Linked DNA regions of Homo sapiens: region 1 is linked to region 2. Evidence: read pairs that join two places in POLR2A ChIA-PET (ENCODE). Cell type or tissue: CD4-positive, alpha-beta T cell. All regions are shown on one strand. Each heading gives the region's core, and the rest is flanking DNA. Links, peaks and the distances in the headings are about the cores only.

What was found. ChIA-PET counts read pairs that join two places held together with the same protein. Peaks named below come from ENCODE experiments on the same cell type or tissue, not always from the same donor. Only the 100,000 strongest peaks of a DNase experiment are listed, where the experiment ranks them.
Region 1: POLR2A ChIA-PET joins it to region 2 with 13 read pairs; 2 of 35 experiments call an interaction of 5 or more read pairs at or near these places.

Annotation. Positions count from the first base shown.
Region 1 is chr13:20,839,229-20,845,799 of GRCh38, reverse strand. It overlaps XPO4 (exportin 4), which reads left to right. Exons shown (of 23, transcript NM_022459.5): 5 at 1,914-2,030; 6 at 2,752-2,905. Among named protein-coding and RNA genes, the nearest start is that of XPO4, 60 kb to the left of the region's middle. In CD4-positive, alpha-beta T cell, for the core only: no CTCF peak of the experiment used is centred there; no DNase peak of the experiment used is centred there.
Region 2 is chr13:20,473,719-20,478,718 of GRCh38, reverse strand. The region is part of intron 3 of CRYL1 (crystallin lambda 1); the gene reads left to right. Among named protein-coding and RNA genes, the nearest start is that of MIR4499, 42 kb to the right of the region's middle. RefSeq lists enhancers at 2,294-2,343, 2,414-2,613. In CD4-positive, alpha-beta T cell, for the core only: no CTCF peak of the experiment used is centred there; DNase peaks (open chromatin) are centred at 2,128 and 2,688; H3K4me3 peaks cover 1,235 bases; H3K27ac peaks cover 1,523 bases.

The sequences.
Region 1 (6,571 bases), core at 1-5,000, 370 kb before region 2:
TCTACTTTCCCCACCAAAGCCTAGCTGTGTTTAAAAATCATGTTTATAGTTGATCCTCATGTTATTTAAATGTATCTGTCTAATGTTAATTGCTGGCACTATAATCATTAATCATTTTAAAAGAAAATTTTTGAAAATTAACAATTTTGTTAACTAAAAAAATGAAGGGATTGTACTTCCTGAATTTTGAGATCGCTTTAAACAGTAAAATGACAGAAATATGTGATCAACTGTTTTTTTCTGTGAGAGGCCTTAGTGCCTGGCTTCTTTGTCTCCAAGTGCCTGGGGCCATACAAAGGCAGTTAAATGGGTTTCTTGAAGATTTTGGGAGGAAGGGACATTTTTATATTAAGTCATGTATATTTTGAAGTAAAATTACAAAATGTGTGTGTTTATGCCAAACCAGTAACATTCAGAGAACTTTTATTGTTGCAGAAGGCATCTTTGATCATACCCCTAGATTCGCTAGAGAATTTGCATTTACTTCCAGGTGTGGAAAAGTCTGAGAAACTTCTTTAACATATGGGGTTTTGTGCCTTTCATAAATATTAGCTATATAGTCACGCTTGTTTTAGTTGAGATTAAGAGGCAAATAGGAATTTAACTTTATGTTTACTCTTTTTTCTTTGAGACTTAGTCTTACTCTGTTGCCCAGGCTGGAGTGTAGTGGCGCGATCTCGGCTCATTGCAGCCTTCGGCTCCCAGGTTCAAGCGTTCTCCTGCCTTGGTGTCCCAAGTAGCTGAGACTACAGGTGCCTGCCATCATGCCTAGCTGATTTTTTTGTATTTTTAGTAGAGACAGGGTTTCACCATGTTGGCCAGGCTGGTCTCGAACTCCTGACCTCAGGTGATTGCCTGCCTCGGCCTCCCAAAGTGTTGGGATTACAGGCATGAGCCACTGTGTCCGGCCTATGTTTACATTTTTTAAAGAAAAATTTCAGACATATACAAAATGGACAGATAGTCTATTAGTCACTCATGGAACCATCAGTCACCTCTCACCTTCAACAGATATTTCCTGCCAGTTTTTAGGAATTTAATATCATTAAGTTATTTGCTAAGATTTGCCAAGATAAGTATCTGTAAGGTCAAGGTACTGACATCAGAAGCATTTCTGAACAGAGATGTTGCAGTTGGTGGGTGGGTATGACAGTGTTCAGCTGTTGGATAAGCTTGCATAAATAGTATCATCTTGACTTTAATCTTTCGGTTGTTCAGAGGTAGTGTGCATATTTCTGTTTAACTCCTGGAAAGTTGCCAAAATAATTTGTATCCTCTTTCCATCCTTTGTACCTTGACTGTTTTAGTCTGGGAATAAAATCAATGAGTTGATATTAGGAGCCTGTTGGATAGAACCAATGAGAAGAAAAATCTTCATTTTTCTATTTAAAAAACTTTTGGGTATTACCTGGCTATAATATTTTGGACACTATAAAATCTGTTTCACTTTTCATCTATTTGGGAATGCATTTTACAAACAGAACGGGGTCAAACATGGGTTGAAATCTCAGCTGGCCTTAGATAAGTACTCCAGGTCACTTCTCTCAAATGTAAAATGAGGATATAGGTTGTTCTGCGAATTAAACAAAATAATACCTTCAACATTTATTATTTTTAAATATCATTTGAATTCCACTATTGAGTAGGAACAGTGTGTCCTGAGTTCAAGTCTTAGATGGATTTGTATAACTGCATTTGAGGAAGTACTATTAACACTGACCAGACCACTTAGAAAGGAGAGCTAATATTTATTTTGTCATATCTGATTTTCTGACTAGTTGTTATAAGATCTAAAGATACAGTGGAAGATCTAAAGTTAGGGAGAAAATGTTCTATTATGTTTGAACAAATGCATTGAAACAAAGCGTTGAAACAGTAATGCCTCACAATTATTTCTTATCAAATAATTACAGCAAACTCTGGCCTGTTCTATTCTGACTGCGCTATTGAGTGAATTTTCAAGTTCAAGTAAAACTAGCAACATTGGATTGAGCATGGAATTCCATGGTAACTGCAAAAGAGTTTTTCAGGTATTGGTAGTTTTGTTCTTGAGTTTTAATTATTGGATCATTCACTTTTTACTCAATCTATTCCTAATGACATGAGAATATTTATTTTATGTAGTTGAATGGTAGCCTGTACTTCAGGATTTGTTTTGTGATTTCAAAGGATATAGTAAAATGATAGGTTTGGTGAATGTAGTTGATGGTTTAAAATTACTTGTTTAATTCTAGTCTTAAAAACAATACTTCTATAAAGATCTTTAGTTTATTATTTATTTCTTATTGTGTTTAGATATAACTAATTCAATTGAAGGGACTCTGCTGGCCTTAAAAATAGGTCTGGAAGAATGCCAGAAGGCCGTGTATTTCAAATGTTATTGCAGATGGTGCGGGCTCTTTGTCTTGTATGTATTGTTTGGCTCTGGAGTAAAGTTATGTGAAGGCATTGGCTTAAATCCTAGGGCTCTGCACTATAGCAACTGACTCCTCTGGCTCCGCAGTAGTTGTCAAAGACTCTCTTCTCTATGGAAGTAGCATTTATATTCAAGTAAAAGTATTCCATCTGGCGTCACTTGAAAGCATACTGCGATGTAAATTACAAGTAGAGGCCTAAAAATGGAACACGTTCTTAAGGAAATGGTGTTTTCCATTGGAAATTTTAAGGTGTTTGTTTTGTTTCATGATTCTAAAAGGGGATACATTTTGAATAAATTTTTCATATAAAATATTTGTGATTTATTGACTATAGGAAGAAGACCTTCGTCAGATCTTCATGTTAACTGTTGAAGTTCTGCAGGAGTTCAGCAGGCGGGAAAACCTCAATGCTCAGATGTCTTCAGTATTTCAGCGTTACCTTGCACTCGCCAATCAAGTCTTGAGCTGGAACTTTCTTCCTCCAAATTATATCCTTTTAACAAATGAATAGTTTATCTGTGGTAATTTTCATAGGTGACTTAATTACAGCTCGGAGTCTTTCACCTCTGCAGCTTTCATAAAACATATTGAAAGAAAATAAGATTTTTTTTAAGAAATAGAATTTAATTTCTTTATAATGCCAAAAGACAGTGGATACTAGGATAATACTAGAAGATTTAAAAGTATTTACTCCTTTGTAGAAGAAGTTTGAATACATAGAAACGTGGTGGATGACGGAGCTGTTGCTAATTCAGGATTAGCATTATTCTTTGGGAAGGAAAAGGAAACAGGTAGAAATTACCTTTTAAGAAACCGAATCATTTTTTCCTTGGACAAGTAATTATGTTTGATTTTTTTGACTGACTTAAAGCTAGTTTGGAGTGCTCTAATTTAATCTTTATGGATGGTGATGTTGTTCAAGTATAGGTAATAAGTTAGTAATATGTTTACTCTTCAAGGGCCTTTACCAGTATAAAAAAATGAGAATTTTGTTTTTAGGAAATTATTCAAAAGTTTAAGTGGGTTGTATTATCAATGCATATATCTGCTTTTTAAATTAGTTACTTAAAGTAGAGAAATTTGTATTTCATAAACTTTAAGGAACTGCTGTCTCATTTACTATGCTGGGACATCTGCTGCCCGTTGATAGTAATATACAGTGACTACCCATTTGTTGTGTAAAGTCCAATAGATCTGGATTCAAGGCTCTGCTCATCTTAGGCAAATCACCTGAACCTCTCTGAGTCTCAGCTTTTCCAAATGTAAAATGGGGGTATGGATTGTTGTGTGAATTAAATGAAACAATACATTTAAAACACTCAGGAGTTAGTTACTATTTATTGAGCTCTTAATAGCCTCCGTGAATTAAATAGTTCATTATATAACTAACTGTCTTTTATACTCTTCTTTGTTGAACTAATACGCCTCTGTGTGGTATAGGAAATTTAATGCGACCTGTTCTAGATGTTTTTAATCTGAGAGTCTGTTCAGGAGAAAAAGACTGATGATAAGCAGACAGGAAATAGATGTGAAATCAGATCAGAGATCTAGTATGGGACTCATTTTTATTGTAACAAGAGCCAAGAGGAGCTACATTTACATATACAGAAACTCGCTAATTATTTGTGGCTGGTAAAATTATGACATTTAAAGGAGTGTGGTGGGGTATAACTCCTTCTTCCATTTAAACTTAGTCTATTCACGTAGTAGAATATTAACTGTGAAGGGCTCTGTCAGGTAAAGTGAGTCTGACTCGTGAGCTCTCCAGGTTTCTTTCCCAAAAGCAGTCACTGAGCTGCTGCATTATGGGGCAAAGCTTACAGTAAGGTCAGTCACTGTTTCCTTTTATTCTTATTCTGTAATCATCTTTCTCCCAATAACCAACTTTTTATCTTTAATATATTAACTTAATTCTTTTTGGTTGTCAAGAGGTGGCTACTTGCTTAGGTTTGCTTTTTAAAAAATTTCCCCTTTCAGTGTTTCAATATTTTTGTTCTAGGTTTTTTGTTTGTTTGTTTTTTTAAATAAAGTTGGTAAGGCAGGCTTTATTCAGGGGAGCCAATGGTGATAGATGTGGGGACCACCACAACAGGATCTTGCAGTTGGGGAGAGAGATTGGATTCAGCTTCTTGCTCCAGTGTTTTCAGTGGGGAAAGAAAAGATATTGAAAAACCTTGAGACATATTTTAAAATTAGCAGTCCATATGGAGCTATCAAAATATTAATTATATATGTAGGGAAAAATCAACAAAAGTTACACTGCATATATTTTAAAGTGTCTGTTTTAAGGGAAAATACAGTTGGTAGAGAGTGACTATTTTATAAAAAGAAATAGTTCTCTGGGAGTTTGGAAACAAAGCTTGTCTAAAAGATACACACACATAAAATATTTTATAAAGTACTTAGATAAAGCTTTGGAAAATCTGTCATCTGAAAATGATAAGCAATACTGCAGTGTTGCCAAAGGAAATAATTCCTTGTTTAAAGAAAGTATATCTTGGTTTTTGACTTGAGGATATTTTGCTTCATGGCTTATGAGTGAGTTCTTGTGTGACCTTTTCATATAGTGCCATTTGTTGGCTGACTGCACTACAGCTAAGTATTCTTTGAGTGGATTAGCTTTAAGTGTGGGAGAAAGAACTTGGCAGTGAGATTAAACTAAGCTACAGATTTAGCACTCATTAGGGAAATCAATTTCAAGGAACTCAATTCTGACTAATTTCTAATTTTGGAAATTACCTGGAGATCTACCATTCAATCAGTAAGGAAAAGAATGGAATAATTATGCAGCCTTGTACCATGGAGAGGGTCTAAATAATCAAATTTAACTTAGTTTAAAAGTGTTGAATTGATGCCTTTTAAAAGATGGTTTATCTGCTGGGTGCGGTGGCTCACTCTTGTAATCCCAGAACTTTGGGAGGTTGACATGGGAGGATTGCTTGAGTCTAGGAGTTCGAGACCAGCATGGGCAGCATAGCACAACCCTATCTCTACAAAAAAATACAAATATTAGCTAGGTGTGTGGTGTGTGCCTGTAGTCCCAGCTGTTCGGGAGGCTGAGGTAGGAGGATTGCTTGAGCCTGGAAGGTTGAAGCTACAGTGAGCCATGATCATGCCACTGCACTCACCCTGGGCGACAGAAGAGACCCTGTCTCAAAATAAAAATAAAATAAAATAAAATAAAAGGTGATTTGTCTCTTAGGATAGACAAATAATAAATCATGGAAAATTTGTGTATTTAGTGTTAAATATTTTGATAATTTAGAATGGTATGTTAAATGAGGCTGTGTTAAATTATCAGTAACAATCCCCCATTTATTAATTTTTTCTAATCTGCTTTCTTTTTTGTATCTATATTTTATATTGAGATAATTTTATTTTTATTTATTTATTTATTTTTGAGAAAGAATCTTGCTCTGTTGCCTAGGCTGGAGTGCAGTGACACTATCTTGGTTCACTGCAACCTCTGCCTCCTGGGTTCAAGCGATTCTCATGCCTCAGCCATCCAAGTAGCTGGGATTATAGGTGTGCACCACCACACCCAGCTTATTTTTATATTTTTAGTAGAGACAGGTTTTATCATGTTGTCCAGGCTGGTCTTGAACTCCTGACCTCAGGTTGATCCACCCACCTTGGCCTGCCAAAGTGTTGGGATTACAGGCATGAGCCACCATACCTGGCCCTGACTAATTTTTTTATTTTAATTTTTGTGGAGATGGAGTCTTGCTGTGTTGGCTAGGCTGGCCTCGAACTCCTGGCTTCAAGTGATTCTCCTCCTTCAGCCTCCCAAAGTGCTGGCATTACAGGCATGAGCCACCATGCCCAGTCTCAATAATAGTTTTATTGAGATGTAATTCACACACTATACTATATACCCATTTAGAATGTATAATTCAGTGTTTTTTAATATATTCATAGAGTTGTACAGCAATAATTGTCAGTAGTTTTAGAACATTTTCATCATCCCAAACACAAGCCCTGTGTCAATTAGCAGTTAGTCTCCATTTCCACCTTCCCCAGTCCGTAGCAACCACTTTCTGTCTATGCATTTACCTATTCTAGACATAGCGTATAAATGGAATCATATAATATGTGGTCCTTTGTGACTGGCTTCTTTTTGAGACGGAGTTTCACTCTGTTTCCCAAGGTGGAGT
Region 2 (5,000 bases), core at 1-5,000:
GATTGCTTGAGCTCAGGAGTTCGAGACCAGCCTGAGCAACATGGTGAAACACCGTCTCTACCAAAAATACAAAAAATTAGTATGGCATGGTGGTGCATGCCTGTGATCCCAGCTGCTTGGGAGGCTGAGGTGGGAGGATCACTTGAGCCCAGGAGGTGGAGGTTGCAGTAAGCTGAGATTCTGCCACTGTACTCCAGCCTGGGTGATAGAGTAAGACCCTGTTTCAAAAACAAACAAACAAACCCAAATAAAAGAAAGACTGTACAGAGCTCTTTTGGAAGGATGATGTGGTATATTATAGTGCAAGTGAGAAAGTTGACTTCATGTTGATGATATAGTCAGTCTAGATGGAAACCAAATTGTCCCTTCTGCTTTAAAAGTTGTAGGTTGTTAAATTAATGCCCAAAGTCAAAATAAGCACATATCTAATAGAAACAATTTTATAAAGTCTGTTAAGTAGAAAATATAAATATAAGCTAAGAAAATACTTTTTGATCTTATCACTAGGTTAAAAACATGATAAGCCCATTCAAAAGTGGTCATGGCATACATATTTAATGCTTGGAAACTAGTAAACACTTTAGCAACTATAATATTTGCTTCTAGTCATTTTTTCTAGAGTATTTTACTTTCTGCTGTTAGCAATGGGAGATGGTTATTTATGAAGACTGTTGGATACTGTGTGCTACACAGAATACACCATGGAGCCTGCCCATATATATTTTTATATACATATATATATATATAACTACGTAATATATATATTATAAAATGATAATATATAATATACTGTAATATATACTATAATACATATGGTAGTATTTATAGTATAGTATTATATATTATCATATAATATATATTATACTATCTATATACTATAGTATATTATATTTTAGTATAATATATAATAGAATACATAATGGAATATTATATATTATCTATTATACAATTATATATTATCTAGTATACAAAATAATATATAATATAAAAATAATTTTTTAAAATTTATTATATATATTTTTAATATATTTTTAAAAATATTTTTATATATTTAATTTTAAACATTATTAAATGATAATATGTAATATTAAATACACCATGGAGCCTGCCTGTATATATACCTACTGTGTGTCAATCTCTTACTATGGGCCAGGTCCTGTGCCGCCCATTTTATGCAAAATGACCCACTTCAGTCCTCAGGACGCCCATGTAAAGTGGGTGCTAGTATTTATTCCATGCCATGCCCGCTCTCCAACCCCAATCATTGTTGCCTGCACACCTCAGGAATATTTTTGATTGTTTTACCTACTGCTATTTCTCCAACACCTAAAACAGTGCCTAGTTTATACAAATATTATATATATATATAAATTAATTACTTAAGATTTTTAGAGTCAAGGTCTTGCTCTGCTGCCCAGGTTGGAATGTAGCTGTGTGATCATAGCTCACTGACGTCTTGAACTCCTGGGCTCAAGCGATCCTCCCACCTCAGTCTCCCGAGTAGCTAGGACTACAGGCATGTGTCACCACACCCAGGTAATTATTTGTTGCTGTTTTTGAGACGGAGTCCCGCTCTGTCGCCCAGGCTGGAGCGCGGTGGCACGATCTTGGCTCACTGCAAGCTCTGCCTCCCGGGTTCATGCCATTCTCCTGCCTCAGCCTCCCGAGTAGCTGGGACTACAGGCGCCCGCCACCACGCCCGGCTAATTTTTTGTATTTTTCGTAGAGACGGGCTTTCACCATGTTAGCCAGGATGGTCTCGATCTCCTGACCTCGTGATCCACTCGCCTCGGCCTCCCAAAGTGCTGGGATTACAGGCGTGAGCCACCGCACCCGGCCTACACCCAGGTAATTTTTTAGTAGAGTCGAGGTCTCACTGTGTTGTCCAAGCTGGTCTTGAACTCCTGGGCCTAAACAATCCTCCAGCTTGGCCTCCCAAAGTGCTGGAATTGCAGGCATAAGCTACCTCGCCCTGCTGAGCCTGCGTTTTTAAGAGGTATGAGGCATAAGCGGGAATCTGGGAGCTTCATGTTAATGAAAAGTAAGGGACACCTGCAGAACTCGGTGCTGGCCCTGCTGCATGTTTTTCTTCCGGCTTGGGCTCCCTGCTGCTCACCTAGCGGTATCAGCACGCTGGGAGCATATCTGCTGACGCAGAGCTGCCTTGCTGTGTTTATTTTCATTTGAAAGTCAATATTCAAAGACTTGTTGCCCAGTAAGTCTGTTTGAACCACTGGGGGAAATCAAAAGGTTTCTTTCAAGGGGCGGCCTTTCACCTCTTATGGGTCTGGTTGACCTGTATCAGTCCCTGCTGCCCAGCAGAGACCTTCCTGCCTTTCGTTTTTCCTTTTTTTTTTTTTTTTTGAGATGGAGTTTTGCTCTGTCACCCAGGCTGTAGTGCAGTGGCGCGATCTTGGCTCACTGCAGCCTCTGCCTCCCGGGTTCCAGTGATTCTCTTGCCTCAGCCTCCTGGTAGCTGGGATTATAGGCACATGCCACCACTCCCAGCTAATTACCTTCCTGCCTTTCAGAGGCCCTGGCGTTCAGCAAGTATCGCATTGCACATTTGTGTGTGGGAAGACACCTGGGACACTGGAGTAGCTATTTCTGTTGTTTTGGCAGAGGAGGCTGCTACTGTGGTTTCCTCTGAGAGACCTACTGTGGTTTCCTTCCTTCCTGCCGCGTGCGCAGGACCTGCCCCGGAACTGCCGTGTGCGTGGGGCAGGTGACACAGGCCAGGATGAGGCTGTGGCCTTCCTGGAGCAAGTCCACTTTCCACTGACTGAGTACACTTACACAGCCTTCCTTTAACAGGCTCTCTGCCTGTGATTTGTGGATATGTCACCGGGACTCGTCCTGCGGCCTTTTGCTTCTTGCTTTGCTCGCGTTTGAAGGCACTTGCTATCTTGCCATCCTAGTTGGTAGGTGGTGGGTGGGAATCTTCCGCTGAAAGGGTCCCTGGTTTCTCTGAGCCTGGCCAGAGCCAGTTGCACAGCATCAGGTGATTCCCCTCTGTTCCCAAGGCCTCCTGAGGCTGATATGGCTCTTCTTTAGTCTTGGCCTATGACCCGCAGCTAATGGGAACTACTGTGCATCCATCCCTTACCATGGACCAGGTCCTGTGCCACACTCTTAACACAAAATGACCCACTTCAGTCCTCACGACACCCCCGTAAAGTGGGTGCTAGTATTTATTCCATGCCATACCCACTCTCCACCCCCAATCATTTTTGCCTGCACACCTCAGGAATATTTTTGATTGCTTTATCTACTGCTGTTTTTCCAGTACCTAAAACAGTGCCTGGCATGAGGCAGGAACTTAATAAACATTTGTTGATGACTGAATGGATTATCTGTTTAGAAATGACAGGATAAAGATCTCACCCCAGAGCCCAAAGGTGGAATCAGCCTTTGGGCCAGGTCGCTTGGACTCCAGCTGGAACCTGCATGCCTGCCACCCCTGCCAGGGAGGGAGAGACACGGGGTGTGATGGGGTCTGGGAATGCGGGGAGGCCCTCTTCCCGGTGCTCCTGAGGTGGCGGATGGCTCCCTCCTCCCTGTCCAGTTGTCTGCTCCTTCCCTGTCCCTGTAGCCTGGTGATGGCCATCCTGTCTGTGAGGCTGACTTCTGACTCGCCACTCTGGGCAATGGACATCGCGAGAGGACTTTGCTGCCCTGTGTTCCGGGTGTTGGAGGGTGAAGGAGGCTGCGCACGGGTCCAGATGCTGGGCTGTTAGAAGCTAGAGTGGATGGACCAAGAGTTCGGAGCTTGCTTGACCCTGAGGCAGGGGAGCCTTGTCCCTGAGACTTTGGGAGCTGAATCACAAGATCCAGAGTTGAGGAGGTCAAGATTGTTAAGGCCAAATGGTCTCCTTCCCTTTACTGAAAGTAAAGGAGGCTGGGGCAAGTCCAGGCAGGTGACGGTTTCTCCAGCAAACCTTTCTGGGCTGGTCATTGGCTGAGGGCCCTGGGAGGGGAGAGGAAGGTTGTGTGTGTCCCCCTGGACACAGCTGAGCCAGGAGCACTCTGAGTGTGAGCAGCTTGGGAGTCGCCGCTGCCTCTGAGGGGCCAGGAGCATTTTATTTCTTCCCAAGGTATCCTCTCATCTTTTCCTCAAGCTGTCCCTTGAAATACTTGGTTTGGCTGTGGAAAAATATTACTAATTACAATCACTTACATGAACAGGAACTCCATGCAGTAATTATGCATCTTGTCAAATAGGGGCTGACTGGCTCTTGGTAAGCCTTCTGAGGGCGACACAAAATTTTTCAAGTGTGTGTTGCTTTACCGGTTTGTTGCTTGTGGAATATGGCTCTCTCCTCCCAGCTCAGATATTAGAGGAAGCCTACATCCCATCCCTATGCAGCAACGGCTGGGGACGGGACAGGGCAGGTGGGCGTGAGAGCTGCCTGCTGCCGGCGCTGGTCCCGGACCGGAGGTTTCCTCCGAGATACCTAGTGAGCCCTTTAAAGGCCACTATGATGGCTGAAAGTGGAGGAAATTATGAAAAATATATTGTCAGCATCTTAAGATTCTGACTCTTGTATGCTTTTAAGTGGAACAGTTTCCAGGAGCCATAGTTGAGCTCTAGCTGCTGCTCTCTGTGGAATTCAGGACGTGCCCATGCCTTTCTCATTGTGCCCAGATGTTTTTATTCAGTGTCTGTCCCCTTCCCAGCCCAGAGGTAGGGAATCCCCTTCTTCAGAGAAGAAGAAATGGAAGCCGATGCCTGTCATTAATAGCCATGTGGGTGACCCTCAATGAAATTACCCTGTTACTTATACCCGATTCACTTGCTATGTTAACTAAATTACCCTGTTACTTATACCCGATTCACTTGCTGTGTTTTTGGTACTTTCCTGAGACGTTAGAATCCGTGAGAGCCATTGTTTTATTGTATAAATCATGATGAAAAGAGAAATGGAAAATGAGTTATCTTGAGTCTTAAGTGAACTGTTTTTGCTTTTCCTGTTTTGTTTTGCTCTGGGTGGGATGTAACG